Regions from separate parts of the Homo sapiens genome. Here region 2 is linked to region 1. The links are chromatin contacts, found by Hi-C or POLR2A ChIA-PET in ENCODE. All regions are on one chromosome and are shown on one strand. Each heading gives the region's core, a stretch centred on a gene start or an enhancer-like site at or near the end of the contact. The rest is flanking DNA. Distances are from core to core; before and after follow the strand shown.

Evidence for each region. A loop is a pair of places that touch in the nucleus more often than their neighbours do. ChIA-PET counts read pairs that join two places held with the same protein, here RNA polymerase II (POLR2A). Pooled maps may share reads with other maps.
Region 2: a pooled map shows a loop between it and region 1 (2.9-fold over the local background). The contact joins two enhancer-like sites. A Hi-C loop is called at or near these places in 1 of 50 pooled maps. POLR2A ChIA-PET finds 5 or more read pairs at or near these places in 3 of 52 experiments (B cell, activated CD4-positive, alpha-beta T cell and activated naive CD4-positive, alpha-beta T cell).

The regions. Positions count from the first base shown.
Region 1 is chr19:16,382,416-16,385,450 of GRCh38, forward strand. It overlaps EPS15L1 (epidermal growth factor receptor pathway substrate 15 like 1), which reads right to left. Exons shown (of 24, transcript NM_001258374.3): 21 at 2,714-2,796. Among named protein-coding and RNA genes, the nearest start is that of KLF2, 59 kb to the left of the region's middle. RefSeq lists enhancers at 511-600, 853-1,354. Within about 2 kb of position 1,501, at least 33 of the 41 ENCODE cell types and tissues checked have a DNase peak (open chromatin) inside an H3K27ac peak, as active enhancers do.
Region 2 is chr19:16,606,766-16,609,899 of GRCh38, forward strand. The region is part of intron 1 of MED26 (mediator complex subunit 26); the gene reads right to left. Among named protein-coding and RNA genes, the nearest start is that of MED26, 20 kb to the right of the region's middle. Within about 2 kb of position 1,691, at least 13 of the 41 ENCODE cell types and tissues checked have a DNase peak (open chromatin) inside an H3K27ac peak, as active enhancers do.

The DNA of each region.
Region 1 (3,035 bases), core at 251-2,750:
AGTGTGCTTAAAATAAAAGGAAGACAGAAAAAGCTACTATGAAAACCAGCTCTAAGAGAAACACGTTTGAGTTCACCAGTTGAAGAACTGGTTCAAAACAGAAGACTGAATTTGTAAACAGCAGCCCTAAATATCAATGCACAGCTTTAAACAATTGAGAAGTTGCTAAAAATGGGCTGACGACTAACCCAGTATTTCACAGATGGCTTTTTTTTTTTTTCAGGGCAGAAGAGGGTGAAATAAGTTGGACTCTTGTTTTTATTCTCAAATGCTCCCTGGAAACATACTTTGGGGAATCTGTTTTTAAAGTGAGCTTATGTCACATAGGCTTGATACTGTCTAGAAAAATCTCTTCAGGTGAGGGTGGGGCCTCAACTAAGAGTGCAGGCCCGAAGAGCCTCCCAAAGGAAACTTCTAGAATCAGGCTGTGGGCTGTGACTCTCCTCAGCAAAGCCACGCAGAGGTAAGGTGCTTCAATTCAGGGACTTACAAAAGGGCCTCCCTGCTCTGCTCAGATGGGGAAAAGTTGATGATGGTTTTTTTTTGTTTTTTAAAAAAACACCTTCTTGCCACTTTCATTTCCCTTAGCATTTTATTTATATCCACAATGTTGTTCTTGAAAAACAGATAGGTAACCAAAAAGGAAAAACAGAGCTGCAAGGTCAGGGTTGAGCTCAGAATGCGGCTGTACAAGTGTCATGAAGGCAGCTGATGGAACGCTGGAATCAAAACAAGATAGTATTGGAGACCCATTTTCCACAGCTCTGTCCAACTCTGTCCTGGCCCGGCACCGCCAATAGGAAGTGAGACCGGCTCTGAAATCACAGCTGCATGTGTGTGAAGAGCCCCTGGTTTCAGGGCCCAAGGACAGGCAGAGGGCGGTCATTAGATCCCGGCCCTAGCTCAGGCTCTGCTAGCTCTCCCTCCCTCTGCTCACAGTGAGAGGAGGAAGACAGATCCAGCCTCCCAAAGGAAGAGGAGTCCACTTGCGACAACCAGAAACGACCAGGACGCCTGAGGGACTGCTGCCACCGTGTGGCCAACGTTTTCTGCTTTCGGGAGATGGTTTCCCGCCTGCCCAGGAGCCTGTGCACTGGGCCCTAAATCTTCTGCCAGTCCCAAACCGTGTCACAGCGTGGCATATGAGGGATGGAGGCCTTCTCCGTGTGCTGGAAGGAGGGGGGCGCCATGCCAGGGCCTCTGGGCTCCCTCTGCCCAGGCTCATCTGTGTAAACACACACCCTGCCTCGGTCAGAAGTGGGATCTGCTGCGCCGCCAGGGCACGCACACACGCGTCTTTGAAAACCTGAACAGAATCTCAAGTGCTTCTCGGAATCTGTGTTCTGTGATCACAAGTTGCGACCGCTGCCAACCCCAAGATGCTCAGAGACTCATCTGCTCCACCAGCTGAGTGAACACGGGGCAGCCAAGGGAGACTGCCCAGTCACACTGGCACCTGGGGCACCTGGGCATGGGGCCGGTGGGGCCCCGAGGGGGCCTCATGCCTGGGGCACGCGTCTTCCAGGTACTCCCGGGGCTCCCTCCCCTCACCACCTTCAGGCTGACAGCAGCGCTCACAGGGACTGGGCCCAGCTGCTCCAGGGGACCCCCCACACCGGCCACCCCTTACCACCTGGGCCATGGGCTCCAGGAGGGGGGCTGTGTTCTGCTTGTGGCTACTGCCTCTTCCCGCAGCGTGGATAATGCCTGGGCCTCTGCAGGTGGAACTCGTGAGGAAAGCAGGCCCCTGCAGCCCCCCGAAGACAGAGCCCATCTGCCCCTGCCTGGGGGCTGCCGAGAAGGGACAGAGTGGACGCAGGTGTCAGGGACGGGACACACCTCATCTGCTTTCCTTCATTCCTGCCAAAGAAAAATGCTCCTCACTCAAACAGGGAAACATACAACTCACAAGGAAGCACAATGGTGCCGCAGCCCTGTCCTTCCCACTCACCACAGCCCCCATTTCCAACTTTCCAGCAGTTTCTTCCGGAAGGCACCTCAGTCGTAAGGGGCTTCTATTGTTGTTTTTTGACTTGTCCATTCTGGATGTTCCCTGTTGAATTCTCTATGCTACCTTAAAGATGAGCTCCAACCACACTGCCAGCGTCTGGAGAAGCCCTACAGCTGTCTGGGACCAGAGCCACAGTGAGTTCAGGTCACCGTGTGGTGAGGGCCGGACACCAACGGGTCCAGTCTGGTAACCAGCCTCGCTGCTGTCCTCCTTCAACAGTTCACTCCTCACCTGTGGATCTGTCTGCATTTATTCAAGGAGGCCGGCCCTCACTTTTCAACACCCCTTGAGAGTTCTGTCACATGGGCGACTCTGAACACTCGCTGGCCCACTTTCCCTGGACGCCTCGCACCTGCAGGCCTGCTGCCCATGGCCCTCTCGAGACGCCTGTGCCCAACGCCTTCTCAAGTTTCTACTCGGCCATGGCAATGACTTCACCGTCTGAGACCTGATGGTCGTCAGACACCAGTGGGAGCCAGGGGAGCCCAGGGCACCTATGCCACTGGGAAGGGTCAGGGCTCACCCCACGGGACTGCAGTGCATTGGATCACAGCCATGGATGCTTTCCAGACCTGACCTTGTGTTGGAAAGGTGCCGGGGAGATACATACGTGACATGAACAATTACGCCTGGCAGCCCACACCATGACAAGAGGCACAAAGACACTAGCAGAGGCGCGGGGGCTCCGTGGAGGGGCTTTACCTTGGACATCTGGCTGAAGTCGGCAAAGCCTTCAGCACTATTGAAGGACCCACTTCCGAAGGGATCTAAGGTTCCAAAGGGATCTGCAATCGGCACCAACAAAGTCAGAGTTACAGGTCTTTAAGAGAACATGCCTTCTGGGGTGGAGGGGAAATGCTAGATGGCCCCTGAACCAGGAGACTCAGGAAGGCTGCATTTATTCATTAGACACGTGTGTCTGCATGAAGGCCTCTCAGCAAGGCCCCCCTGCCCACTCTGGCATGGCAAGACGGTTTCTCACTGTGACGACCACTCTGGGAGGGCCAGCATCATTCACGGTCAT
Region 2 (3,134 bases), core at 441-2,940, 220 kb after region 1:
GAGGGGTGCCTGGCACACACCAAGAAGCAATGTTGGTGTCTGGCATCAGGAGCACTTTTGCAGGTTTGGTGGGAACCCAAACCCACCTGGGATGCACAATGCAACTGCTGCAGACACGAGAATTCATTCAGTCACCTTTTCACAGAAGGCTCTCCCTGTGTTGGTCAGTCTGGTCTCAAACTTCTGGGCTCAAATGATCCTCTTGTCTCAGACTCCCAAAGTGTCGGGATTACAAGTGTGAACCACTGTATCTGGTCTCAGCTGCTATTTATCTCCTGGAAAAATAAGAACGTTGGCCAGGCACGATGGCATACACCTGTAATCCCAGCTAAGCAGGCAACTGAGGTGGGAGGATCGCTTGATGCCAGGAGTTTAAGACCAGCCTGGGCAACATAGTGAGACCCTGTCTCTAAAAAATAAATAGATAATAAAAATAAAAATTTAAAAATTAAAAAGTTAGCCGGGTGTGGTGGCATATACCTGTAGTCCCAGCTACTCAGGATGCTGAAGTGGGAGGATCACTTGAGCCCAGAAATCCGAGGCTACAATGATCTATGGCTATGCCATTGCACTCATGCCTGGGTGACAGAGACTATCTCCTTTTGTGGGGAAAAAAAAAAAAAAAAAAAAGGAGCATGTCCATATTGTGTGCCTCGTGCCTTCTGAAGAGGAACTCAGGGAGCAGACAGAGGGCTCACACTCATGTTGGGGAAGGCAGGCAACAGACAAGACCATAGCCACACTAAAAGCCATGAAGAAAATAAACAGTGTGATTAATGTGAGTTGAAGGCTTCCCTCACAACCACTGGGCCAGATGAGGTGGTCACTTCAACCCCGGAGCCCTGAGAGAACCCGGGGAGGTAATACATCTGGAGCAAGAAGCAGTGCAAGCTTGTCCAACCCATGGCCCTCGGGCCACATGCAACCCAACACAAATTCGTAAACTTTCTTAAAACATTATGAGATTTTTTTTTAAGCTCATTGGCTATCATCAGTGTTAGTGTATTTTATGTGCAGCCCAAGACAATCCTTCTTCCAATGTGGCTCAGAGAAGCCAAAAGATTGGACACCCCGATCTAGAGCAAGTTGCATGATACCCTGCCTCCCCTTCAGGGCAGCTGGCTCCTCGTGAGCCAATGAGGGGTGCTAGACAGGGCCAATGGGAAACTACGATCACGAGAACTGTCCCAGCAGCCAGCTGCAAAGGCGCAGACACCATCTGGACAAGGAACCTGTCTGTGGCCTGAAGCCCGGCAAGCAGGCCAAGGGGCACCAGGGCCCTGGTGGGCAAGGCTCCAGGCCCAGGCCAGATCTCCGTCTGCACACGTTCCAATACATCTCCTCTTCTGGGGCCGCGAGCCTTCAGCATCCAAGCCAGGTAAGGGGCAGGGACTCTACCCAGGTGTGTGCTGGAGCCTGCTCACGCCAGCTTTACTGAGAGAGCAAGCCCGTGGTGACACTTTCAGGAATCAAAGGAGCCATTACTAACAATTACATTATATAAGCTTACAATAAGTTGTGATAAGAACAAAGGAGGAAGTTTTCAGTACTGTGTACTCAAAACTCATCACTTCCTACTTATTTTACCAAACTTAGTACTATCTAGGTTTCTGAGGTTATTCATGACTACTGTATGGGCATGGAGGACATGGTGTGCTACTGAGTCTCTTTCCCAACCTCACATTCAGTGATCTCATGTTAGTGGCTTGAAGCCAGCCATGGTGAGAGTATTTCCACCACAGAAATCAGTAAACACTATAAATCAGGGCTTGATTTTATGGGCTCCAAACTAGAAATCTGCAAACTCCTGGGCCATTCCATAACACTGTCTGTTTTTGTAAATGAAGATTTTACTTTTTTCATTTTACATGCTGTTTATTGAGGTAAAATTCACATTGACATAAATTAACCACATCAAGTTTTACTGGAACACAGTCACGCTCATTCACTCACATACTGTCTCTGGCTGCTTTTGTGCTACAAAGATAGCAGTACAACAGAAGCTCTACGGCCATATGGCCTGCAAAGATGAAAATATTTACTATCTGGCCCTTTACAAAAAGTTAGCCAACTCCTGGGGTTTAGACTTAAGAAAGTGATGGAGAAAATGTTAATAATGCAATTAAACTTAAAAAGCGTGTCATGCCTGAAGTCATTACATTGGGAACAGGACAATTGAGAAAATATTCTTATAGTACAGGTATTTGAAAACTATTATCTAATTCAGCAAAGACATCACTTGACTCATTAATACAAAGATATCGACCAGGCTGGTGCAGCGGCTCACACATGTGATCCCAGCACTTTGGGAGGCTGAGGCAGGTGGGTCACTTGAGGCCAGGAGTTCAAGACCAGCCTGGCCAAAATGCAGAAACCCTGTCTCTACTAAAAATACAAAAATTAGCCGGGTATGGTGGTGCACACCTATAGTCGCAGCTGCTTAGGGGGCAGCATGAGAATCACTTGAATCCGGGAGGTGGAGGTTGCAGCGAGCGGAGATTGCACCACCGGACTCCAGTCTGGGTGACAGAGCGAGACTCCGTCTCAAAAAAAAAAAAAAAAAAAAAAAAAAGAGAGAGAATAAGATATTAACCAAAGTCATGTCAAAACCAATCAGAAGCTGATACAAAAGCTCAGCAAAAATCAACGGAAGCAGCTGGTGAGAAGCAATTGGCTATATGGAACTGACAACAGTGTTGTATATTTCATTATTATTTGCAAATTATATGCCACCCATCCTTTATACTAGTAAAACTCATAAACTTACATGCATATTTACATATGTATATGTATGGATTTCTTTTCTTTTTCCTGAGAGCTGGTTGTCAAATTTTCACCAGCACACCACTGTCTATACCTTAGTATATGCCTTATGTAAATTAGAGCTTCATTATTTTGAAGTGCTTGAAATAGAGTCTGAATGAAACTAAAGTCCATTTGCATTATTGTATTTCAACATTACATATAAATGAAAAGATTAAAGAATCTGGATTTTTTAGAAATGCCAACTCATAAATTTTTCAATGTTTACTAAAAAAAATGCTTCCAAGTTTTATCACCTTCTTGTGCAAACAAAATTTCTCCACAACAATTATCAAAGTCAAGCAAAACAGAAACAAAAACAAAACCCACAC